Regions from separate parts of the Homo sapiens genome. Here region 1 is linked to region 2. A link is a contact called in ENCODE POLR2A ChIA-PET data. All regions are on one chromosome and are shown on one strand. The core of a region is the stretch at or near the end of the contact, and the rest is flanking DNA. Distances in the headings are between cores, read along the strand shown.

The links. ChIA-PET counts read pairs that join two places held with the same protein, here RNA polymerase II (POLR2A).
Region 1: POLR2A ChIA-PET joins it to region 2 with 20 read pairs in A673. The contact joins two enhancer-like sites. POLR2A ChIA-PET finds 5 or more read pairs at or near these places in 2 of 52 experiments (A673 and activated B cell).

The regions. Positions count from the first base shown.
Region 1 is chr16:21,261,448-21,267,237 of GRCh38, reverse strand. CRYM (crystallin mu) reads left to right here. Exons shown (of 8, transcript NM_001376256.1): 6 at 5,080-5,201. Among named protein-coding and RNA genes, the nearest start is that of CRYM, 14 kb to the left of the region's middle. RefSeq lists an enhancer at 3,157-3,216. Within about 2 kb of position 2,882, at least 9 of the 41 ENCODE cell types and tissues checked have a DNase peak (open chromatin) inside an H3K27ac peak, as active enhancers do.
Region 2 is chr16:20,934,323-20,939,846 of GRCh38, reverse strand. It overlaps DNAH3 (dynein axonemal heavy chain 3), which reads left to right. Exons shown (of 62, transcript NM_001347886.2): 60 at 2,994-3,198; 61 at 4,362-4,499. Among named protein-coding and RNA genes, the nearest start is that of LYRM1, 36 kb to the right of the region's middle. Within about 2 kb of position 1,271, at least 2 of the 41 ENCODE cell types and tissues checked have a DNase peak (open chromatin) inside an H3K27ac peak, as active enhancers do.

The DNA of each region.
Region 1 (5,790 bases), core at 1,633-4,132, 330 kb before region 2:
TAGTCCCAGCTACTCATGAGGCTGAGGCATGAGAATGGCTTGAACCCAGGAGGCAGAGGTTGCAGTGAGCCAAGATTGTGCCACTGCACTTTAGCCTGGGCAACAGAGAGAGACTCTGTCTTAAAAAACAAACAAACAATATTTGCTCCAAGAAATGTAAAAGGGAAATTACAAACCTGAAACTAAAGAATATTTAATGTTCTATAAAATGTAAGTTTTTTTTCTTTTTTTGGGACAGGGTCTCACTCTGTCGCTCAGGCTGGAGTGCAGTGGCGAGATCTCAGCTCACTGCAACCTCTGCCTCCTGGGTTCAAGCGATTCTCCCACTTCAGCCTCCCGAGTAGCTGGGACTACAGGCATGTGCCACCATGCCCAGCTAATTTTTTGTAATTTTTGGTAGAGACAAGGTTTCACCATGTTGGCCAGGCTGGTCTCGAACTCCTGGCCTCAAGCACTCTACCCACTTCAGCCTCCCAAAGTGCTGCGACTGATTACAAGTATGAGCCACTACGCCTGACCATAACATGTAAAATTATGGCAAATGGTAATTCACAGCTCAATTCTAAAATGTGATGAAATTTAAATCAGAAAGGCCAAATGAGTCACTTTTTCTTAACACTAAGAATTATAAACCTTTAAATTTCTTTTGTACTGTAATTTTTTATGTGACATGTATATGCTTTTTAATATGTGTGATAGGATGAGGGGCAGGAGAGGGGGCTCTAGACATGAGGGTGCCTGGGGCCTCTGTAGACCTTCAGATGGCCCTGGGTGTTATAGCAAGAGCTGGTCTACATCTAATACTACTGCAGGTGCTGTCATGAATTCTTTGTATAATTCTTTGTATATTAAATGACATTATTCTATGTATAATGTCATTTAATACTTATAACCAACTTATGAGGCAGGAACTATTATCATAAACATTTTATAGGGGGATGAACCAAGGCATGGAGAAATTATATAACTTTTCCAAAGTCACAAGTTTTTGTTTGTTTGTTTGTTTGTTTGTTTGAGATGGAGTCTCACTCTGTCACCCAGGCTGGAGTGCAGTGGCATGATCTCAGCTCACTGCAACCTCCACCTCCCATGTTAAGTGACTCTCCTGCCTCAGCCTGCCGAGTAGCTGAGATTACAGACACACGCCACCATGCCAGCTAATTTTTTTGTATTTTTAGTAGAGATGGGGTTTCACCACATTGTCCAGGCTGGTCTCGAACTCCTGACCTCAAATGATCCACCCGCCTCAGCCTCCCAAAGTGCTGGGATTACAGGCGTGAGCCACTGTGCCAAGCCCAAAATCAGAGGTTCTTGATGGCAGAGCTGGGATTTGAACGGAGGCACTCTATCCTCAGAGTCCAAGCTTTAAATGATACTCATGATTGCCTTCCAACAGGAAGACTGGATTCTGGTGAGCAGAGCAGGCAAATTTTAGAGGATTTAAAGATGGTCTTGGTGCCCTGTGTTTTAGTGACAAGCACATGGTGTGAACTCAGAAGCTAAGAGCTTTGCACACGTGGGCAGATGAGCCGGCGAGAGCCAAGTCAAATGATGACGCATTCAATCATACATGCTGACTGAATCTCTACCGTGTGCCAGGCACTATTCTAGATGCCAGGGATGCCACAATAACCAGGCAGTCAAGGTCACTGGTTTCATGGTGGTTAATTTCAGTGAGGAGAGATAGACAACAAACAAACACATAGAGGAACTAGATCGTTCTGGCTAAAGATGAGACCGGAAAGAACAAGGCCCTGGGTGATAGAGGCTGGTGGTGGAGGTGGAAGGTAGAAGCAGAGAGAGGTGTTTTCAATAGGGTTATCTGAGAAGCTCTCTAAGATGTGTTTTTTGAGCTGTGACCTGAATGAGGAGGAAGAGCAGCCATGCCAAGAGCTGAAGGAAAGGCATTCAGGGTAGAGGGCACAGCAGATGCAAAGGCCTTGAGTGTGGAAGCGAACATGGCGTGTTTGAGGAATGGATCAAAGTAATTTGAAAGTCTCAGGCTGCATGGGACTGGTGGTCAGACTGGGTCCAGGGAATGGGTAAGAGGTAAGTCAGGGCTGAGTTTATGGACAATAAGACCATTTCTGGAAGGACCTGGGAAATCAAAAGGAACCAGTTCATGGTGAAATGGGTTTCCAAGGCTGCATCTTCAGAAAGATGGACTTGATTTTTTTTTCAGCTTAAAACAACACATTATTATCATCTCACAGTTCCCGTGGTTCAGGAGACTGGGTGTGGGTAGCTGGATCCTCTGTGCAAAGTCTCACAAAAAAGAAATTGGGCAACATCCGGGCTGCAATCTCATCTCATGCTCGGGGGTCCTCTTCCAGGCTCCCATGGTGTGGCAGGATTCAGTTCCTTACACTGGAGGATGGGGGGAGCCCCTTTCCTTGGGGCCATTCTCAGCTCCCAGAGATGACCCAAATTTCCCACCATATGGACTCTCCATCCTCACATCCAGCCACAGACAATCTCCCTTATGTTGGATCCCTCTCTCACTTGGAATCATTCTCCAGGAAGGGCTGACTTGATTTTGAGTCAAGGCATCTCTTCTGTTTTCCTGGCCCAGGGACAAAATTGGTTTATGTGTTCACAGAGGCAACACATACATTTAAGAAAAATGTGTCACAAGCGCAGACAACAGGGAAATACCAACAACAGATTTTACTTAGTTTACAGCTCAGCGGAGGGACAGGCCCAGTTCCACCCTGCCCCATGCCTCCCTCCTCCTGCCCCCACACCCTGTCAAGCCTGTCTGCGACCCTCACTCATTTAGCCCCATCACAACCAAGCCAGAGCCTTGTTTGAGTCAGGCTTCTCTCTCTTTACTGCCTGGCCCACCTCCATCCGCCTGAGTGACCTCACACAACCCTTTGAGAACTCGCCCGGCTCATAAGCAGTGGTTGTGCAGGGGAAATAGTCCAGTGAGAAGGAGTGGCCTGAGAAACGGGGGTTTTGTTCCCACCAGCTTATGATTTATTTACAAGCTTCCTTAAGCTAGTGCTTTTGTTCTATAGAACTCTCCGCACAAACAACCTTCAAGATGGACATTTTTACACAACTCTCTTTGGAAATTAGAATGAGGGAGAACAGAACGGGAGGGAACAAAGGGAGAAAACGGGGCGGCAGTGGAAGAAGGCATATAAATGCTGTCTTATATTTGTATAAGGCTTTATAGCAGTTTTCAAAGACTAGCCAGCCAGGGGCTGGATCCAGCCAGCAGATGTGTTTGGTTTGGACCATAGAGTAATCTAAAACTCAAGGAGTGACATATGCAAATAGATTTCCTGTTTCTCTTCTAAGAAAACAACTGGGGCATATCTGGTAACAGTGGATCTACATTCACACGTGGTAATGATTAGCTGGAGCTGAACAATGACTGTCCCCTTCGGAAGGGCCTGCTGGCTTCCCCGCCCCTCAGTCTCCACCACATCTAATCCAGTCCCTCTGACCAGCTTTGTTCATTTTCATTACCTCCCTGGCCTTGCAGGCATTTGGTGGCAGCCTCTGCATTCTCCTGTGTCCTGGTGCCAGGGGGCGTGACACCTTGGATTCATCATTCTGGTCCTGGACTCCATAGAGGATGTGACAGTTCAGGGCCAGGACGGAGCCAGTTTTCTTTCTGACGAGACTTCTCCATGACCCTGACACTGAGTTTTTGTTGTTGTTGTTTTTTTTCTTTTGTCATGAGTTAAGAGAGAACCGGGGGTGAGGAGAGGGAAAGGGGCATAGTGGCAGGCGTCTGTGGTCCCAACAGTTTGGGAGGCTGAGGCGGGAGGATCACTTGAGCTCAGGAGTTTGAGGCTGTGGTGAGTTTTTGTTTGTTTGTTTTTTGAGATGGAGTCTCACTCTGTCGCCTGGTTTGGAGCACAGTGGCGCAGTCTTGGCTCGCTGCAACCTCCAACTCCCAGGTTCAAGAGATTCTCCTGCCTCAGCCTCCCAGGTAGCTGGGATTACAGGCGTGTGCTACCATGCCCAGATAATTTTTGTATTTCAGTAGAGACAGGGTTTCACCATGTTGGCCAGGCTGGTCTTGAACTCCTGACCTCAAGTGAACCACCCACCTCAGCCTTCCAGAGTGTTAGGATTACAGGCATGAGCCACTGCACCCAGCCTGTGGTGAGTTCTGATTGCACCACTACACTCCAGCCTGGGCAACAGAGTGAGACCCTCTCTCCAAAAAGAAAAAAATAGATATTAAAAGAACTGGTTGAGGGTGAGGAATGGGAATGATGGAGATCAAGAGGAGAGTGAGGTGTGAATAAGCACCAAGTGATGTCTCTGTTTCGGGATTTTTGTGAGGAAGGTGTTCCTGTTAAGCAGAAGAGGTGTGAGCGCCTAGGTGCTCTCTCAGACCTGGATTCACCCATCAGATCCTTAACCTTGGCAAACACCTTCACTTCTTTGAGCCTCCATTCGTGCATCTGTTAAGTGAGAACCAGACTTTGAAATGTACTTGCGAGAACCATAAATAGTACGTGCAAAACATCCCACAGAGAGTAGACACCCTGTAAATGAATGCTATGTCGTCTCAAAATCTTTTAGCAATGAGGTGGGATATAGAATAGAAAGGCAAAATGGTAGGTAGTTTTTTTTGTTTGTTTGTTTGTTTTTTTGAGATGGAGCCTCACTCTGTTGCCCAGGCTGGAGTGCAGTGGCATGATCTTGGCTCACTGCAACCTCCGCCTCCCAGGTTTAAGCAATTCTCATGCCTCAGCCTCCAGAGTAGCAAAGACTACAGGTGTGAGCCACCACGCCTGGATAATTTTTTGTATTTTTAGTAGACACAGGGTTTCACCATGTTGGCCAGGCTAGTCTCAAACTCCTGGCTTCAAGTGATCTGCCTGCCTCAGCCTCCCAAAGTGCTGGGATTACAGGTGTGAGCCACCACACCTGGCCTATTTCTTAATAAGTATTTCGTCCTACTGATTGGGAGAGCATGGCCTGGGGAATGAGGGGGTATTTTGAATCTGAGTGTGTTCACGAGTCCTTTGTTCACCTCTCTCCTGTGCTTTGGGCTTCTTAGCAGCCTTTGGCACTAATCCTGGGCTTAAGGTCTGTTTTGCTGTCTCTTAGCTGTTGGAGCCAGCAGACCTGACTGGAGAGAACTGGATGATGAGCTCATGAAAGAAGCTGTGCTGTACGTGGATTCCCAGGAGGCTGCCCTGAAGGAGTCTGGAGATGTCCTGCTGTCAGGGGTGAGGCCCTTCTGACCCCAGTCAGGGCTGCCACCTGGCTGGCCTCACCTGGATCCCAGGGTTTCATTAACTTCCCTTCCAGTTTGGTCTGCTCCAGACCTCAGCCACCCCACCTCCTTGTAGGGGAAGGAGCTCCTAAACATTTTGCAACCCTCTTTAATTCCATTCCAGAAAAATATGGGCATTATGGGTGGTGACATGTGTGTTCCTGGAAGGAGAAGCTCAGTGGATTTTATTTTTTTGCTGGGCTGTCCTCTAAAGAAGTGGGATTGGAAGCTTCTTGCAGCCTGGAAACCTTCCCAATGTGGCCAACATGATAAGACTGTGTTGCCCACCTTCTGGCCTCATTTTACGGTTATAATCAGCATAAAACAAGAAGGGAGCTGCTGGCATGCATGTTCAGATAACAGCATGTCTATTTCCTCACTGACACAATGATCTTGGCAGGACAGCTCCCTGAGCACCAACTCGAATCTCTGTGTTTATGGTATCACAAAAGCAAATGCCACCCCAAAAGGATTTCGGGGCCAGCCTCCTCCCTAATATCATTCAGTGTACAAAGGATCTCTCTCTTTTTTTTTTTTTTTTT
Region 2 (5,524 bases), core at 22-2,521:
GTAGGTCTCAAGTGACTCAGAGCCAAGTGGGCTAAAACTTATCACTTCTGCTTCCAAGACCAAGGTCTTGCTGCTCCAGACACTGCATGTGTTACTGCCTCTATTCTGTGTCATTGGGTCACTGCTTCATTTTAAGGACAGCCCTGATTCCAGAGGACCAGGGGACTGGAGGAGTGTTATTTGAGAGTTGTTAGGCTTCCTGAATTTTAAAGTTACTTTTTTTTTTTTTTTTTTGAGACAGAGTCTCACTCTTGTCACCCAGACTGGAGTGCAGTGGCGCGATCTCGGCTCACTGCGACCTCCACCTCCCAGGTTCAAGAGATTCTCCTGCCTCAGCCTCCCAAGTAGCTGGGATTACAGGTGCCTGCCACCACGCCCAGCTAATTTCTGTACTTTTAGTAGAGACAGGATTTCGCCATGTTGGCCAGGCTGGTCTCGAACTCCTGACCTCAGGTGATCCGCCCACCTTGGCCTCCCAAAGTGCTGGGATTACAGGTGTAAGCCACTGTGCCCGGCCTAGGGTTACTCTTTAGAGTCAACAGGCAGTTGGCCGTAGCAGGGACCAAGCAAGGTATGGGGTGTGAGCCTAGGACGAGGCCACCTCTGTTGTGAGACACCTTGGCATGATGGACTGTAGTCCTGGACTGTCCAACTGGACACCAAAACTAATGGCTTCCCTCCTCTGCTGTCATTCTCCTCTAAGGCCACTGGAGCTCTTTCTTGGTGGTTGCAGGGGCTTTCACTGGCCTTCACCACTGGGCATTCTATAAAGGACAGCAAGCCAGGTGCCGTGGCTCACTCCACCCAGCACTGTAATCCCAGCACTTTAGGAGGCTGAGGCAGGCAGATTGCTCAGGAGTTGGAGATCAGCTTGGGCAACATGGCAAAACCCCATCTCTACCAAAAATACATAAAATTATCTGGGCATTGTAGAACCAGCTACTCAGGAGACTGAGGAGGGAGGATTGCTTGGGCCTGGGAAGTGGAGGTTGCAGTGAGCCAAGATTGTGCCACTGCACTTCAGCCTGGGCAAGAGAATGAGACCCTGTCTCAAAAGAAAAAAAGAACAGGGAAAGCAATCTTATTTTCCAATGATGGTCAGGATTAATCATCTCAAGCAGTACTCTAACGTTCCTCCCCACTATTTTTTTTCTTTCCCTTTTTTTTTTTTTTTTTTGCCTTTTCACCCAGTGATATAGGAAGCCCAGAATGATTCAGCGACAGTTCAGCTTCAGGGGAACTGTGACTGTGTCTTCTGGGCAAGTGTTCTTTCCTTGGGTACTAAAACCTTAAAACTAGCAGAGCTCATAGTTGCAAGAATAGAAAGAGAATCTTTGCAAGTAGGTCTTTAGGTATAATAGAGGTCTGTGGTGTAATCCCTCAGATGGCAGCTTTTACCCTTGACTGCTTAGCAAACACATGTCTGAATTTTACATTCCTTTTTTTTTTTTTAATTGAGACAGAGTTTCACTCTTGTCGCCCAGGCTGGAGTGCAATGGCGTGATCTTAGCTCGGCTCACTGCAACCTCCACCTTCTGGGTTCAAGCGATTCTCCTGCCTCAGCCTCCTGAGTAGCTGGAATTACAGGCGCGCATGCTCAGCTAATTTTGTATTTTTAGTACAGACGGGGTTTAACCATGTTGGCCAGGCTGGTCTCAAACTCCTGACCTCAAGTGATCCACCCACCTCTGCCTTTCAAAGTGCTGGGATTACAGGCGTGAGCCCCCACACCCAGCTACATTCCTCTTGATACAATGGTTTAGTGGTTACACATCCAGAAATCCTCTTCCTGCATGTGATCATTCTCATGTCCATTCAGTTGAGATTCCATAAAGCTTTGGAGATGAAAAGCTCTTTGTAGTGGCAGATTCTTTGGTCTCCTCAGGTGAATTACCTCCGGGCTTGGCTGGGCCTCGTAACATAAAGGTCAGAGGGAGAGGCAGGTGAATTTGACATCTCCCAGGCTGCCCTTCAGTTGCCTTTTCTCAGGCGTGCACCTTATAGTCGATAAAAAAGGACCTTTGGCCAGGCGTGGTAGCTCATCTGTAATCCCAGCACTTTGGGAGGCTGAGGTGGGAGGATTACTTGAGTTTAGGAGTTTGAGACCAGCCTGGGCAACATAGGGAGACCTTGTCTCTACTTAAAAAAAAATCAGGTGGGCATAGTGGCATGTGCCTGTAGTCCCAGCTACTCAGGAGACTGAGGTGGGAGGATTCCTTGAGCCTGGGAGATCGAGGCTGCAGTGAGCCATGACTCCACCACTGCACTTCCCTGGGTGACAGGGCAAGACTCTGTCTCAAAAAAAAAAAAAAAAAAAGAACAACTTTGACAATATGAATTGAAAGCCTTAAAACTGTGCGTGCTCTTTGACCTAGAAATATTTTTAATAATAATTTAAAATTTGCAAAAAGATTGAGATGGATGAATTTTGCTAGCAATGTTGTTGATAGTGACAACAATCTAGAAATAACACGTCAACAATAGAGGAATAGTTAAACAAAATGGAACATTTTGCAGTCGTTACAAAGGACAGGCATGGTGATGCACACCTGTAGTCCCAGCTACTCCAGAGGCTGAGGCAGGAGGATCACTTGAGCCCAGGAGTTTGAGGCTGCAGTGAGCTCTGATCTCACTACTTACTCCAGCCTGAATGACAGAGTGAAACCCCATCTCTAAAAAAAAGAAAAAAAGGACAATTTAGGTCTCTATTGAATTGGAAAGATGTTTCCTATATGCTAAGAAAGAAAAACAGATTACGGAAAGATAATATAGTATGATCTCATTAAAAATAATTTGTGTTCACATAGAGAAAAATCTGGAAAGATATACATCAACGTTATCTTTAGGTAGCAAGGTAACGGGTGATTTAATTTTTCCTCATTTAATGACTGTGCATTAATTAACTGACATTTTAAAGGGGACAGCAGTCAGTGGACTTGGGTAGAATGTGGCCACCGGAGAGCCCAGCTCAGCCAGCTCCTCTGTTCTTGCAGGCTGACCAAAGTGGTTCGGAGGAGCCTCATCAATCTTGGCCGAGCCATCAAAGGACAGGTCCTGATGTCCTCGGAGCTAGAGGAAGTCTTTAACAGCATGCTTGTGGGTAAAGTGCCAGCCATGTGGGCAGCCAAGTCTTACCCATCACTGAAGCCTCTGGGGGGCTACGTGGCTGACCTGCTGGCCCGCCTGACCTTCTTCCAGGTACCTGGGAGTCAGGGGTAACCGGGAACCTGGCATGCTTGCTTAGGTGGAGAGGACATTCTGAAATGGCAGACTAGAGGCAGGGGGAGGAGGGCAGGCAGCCACAGAACATCCTGGATTGAGCCTCTGGAAACAGTCTTCCTGGAGTTAGAAGCAGGAGGGAGACTTGAAAGTCCTGGAAAAGATTATAGCCGGCCGGGCGCAGTGGCTCACATCTGTATTGCCAGCACTCTGGGAGGCCGAGGCAGGCGGATCACTTGAGGTCAGGAGTTCGACACCAGCCTGGCCAGCATGGTGAAACCCCGTCTCTACTAAAAATACCAAAAAAATCAGCAGGGCATAGTGGCTTATGCCTGTAGTCTCAGCTACCTGGGAGGCTGAGGCAGGAAAATGGCTTGAACCTGGGAGGCAGAGGTTGCAGTGAGCCGAGATCACGCCATTTCACTCCAGCCTGGGCGACAGAGCAAGACTCCGTCTAAAAAGAAAAAAAATGTCACAAACTGGTGGCTCATGAGATAGATTTGGACAATAATTATGTTTGGTTTGGCTACCTGGTAATTTAAACATTTTTGAGCCAGCATGTAAACATTGATTTTTTACATATAAAAATCCGATGTTTGTACTGCAAAAAATAGAAGACCTGAAACAATGCACCTGCGTTCTCGCATGGCATGGCGACTATTGCTGGAGATGAGTGGCAGCTGCTCAGTTTAGACAAGGTACATATTCTCCACTGCTACAGTCCCCACCACTCTCTGTTGTATCCCTGATATCAGCTTGCACCTGGGCTTTTTTTTTTTTTTTTGAGATGAAGTTTCACTCTTGTCACTCAGGCTGGAGTGCAATGGCATGATCTTGGCTCACTGCAACCTCTGCCTCCTGGGTTCAAGCGATTCTCCTGCCTCAGCTTCCCAAGCAGCTGGGACTGCAGGTGCCCACCACCACGCCTGGCTAATTTTTGTAGTACCTAGGCGTTTCTTAAAGTGTAAATATATTTCTTTGTACCCTTATTTCAAAAGTGGGAAGATAGAAGCTAAACCAAGAGGGCTGTTTCAAGAAAAATATGAAAAAACATATTTTATATGGTACTCGTTACATTACTTGCATTTGAACTATCTTTGATGTGTTGTTGATTTTGAATCTTGATTTCTGTGGCTCTCCAGGAATGGATTGACAAGGGGCCCCCTGTGGTATTTTGGATCTCTGGATTCTACTTCACACAGTCTTTTTTGACTGGCGTCTCTCAAAATTATGCCCGGAAATATACCATCCCCATTGACCACATTGGATTTGAGTTTGAGGTAGGGGTGCTTTGGGTTAGGCTCACTCAAGGGGCTGACCAGAGAAAGCAATGTTGCCAATTTCCTTATGAGTCAAAAAATGTGGATGTGTTAAGACCCAAATGCTTCTGAAATGGTACATATGAAGCATTTAGCATAATTTACAGTAGCTCTAAAAGCTACTCCTAAAATAATTAGAGGATTCCCAATGCTTTGTCTCTGTGTATACAAAAAGGGAATCTTTCCAGATTCCGTCAGAACACCAAGAAAAATGAAGGCACTCTCCCACTCTGTTTGTTCAATGTGGTGGACTCTTCATTTACAAGAATGTTAATGCCCTTAGGTAGTCCTTTGCTTGGAGTAAAGTTAAAAGCATGGCCAACAGTCAAGCATCAGCCTGTCATATATAGAGAGTAGAATGGCTACGATTGACTGTTACAGAGCATTGTAGAATTTTAAATTATACGGAAAGATCCTTTGAAATCATCTAGTCCAGAGGTCACAAACTGGTTGCCCTATGTCTTAAATCAGTTTATGAATGAACTTAACTTGATTAGCCTTTGAAGACAATGTTAAGCCAAAATAAATACAACAAGAAAAAAAATGACTAGGATAAACATTGAAAAAAAGATAAAACCATCTTTCTTGATGTTGAAATGATTGTATACCTAGAAATCCGAAGTGATTAAAAACATAGAGTCCTTTACTTGCAATGGTTCAACTTACAATTTTTTGACTTCATGATGTGAAATCAGTACACATTCAGGAGAAACCACACCTTGAGTACCCATACACCCATTCCATTTTTCACTTTTAGTATAGTATTTGATAAATTACATAAGATACTCAACACTTTACTATAAAACAGACTTTGTGTTAGATGATTCCTGCCCACTATAGGCTAATGTAAGTGTTCTAAGCACATTTAAGGGAGGCTAGGCTAAGCTATGATATTTGTTGTAGGTTAGGTATATTAAATGCAGTTTTGGCTTACAATATGTTCAACTTATGATGGGTTTATCAGGACATAACCCCATTGTAAGTTG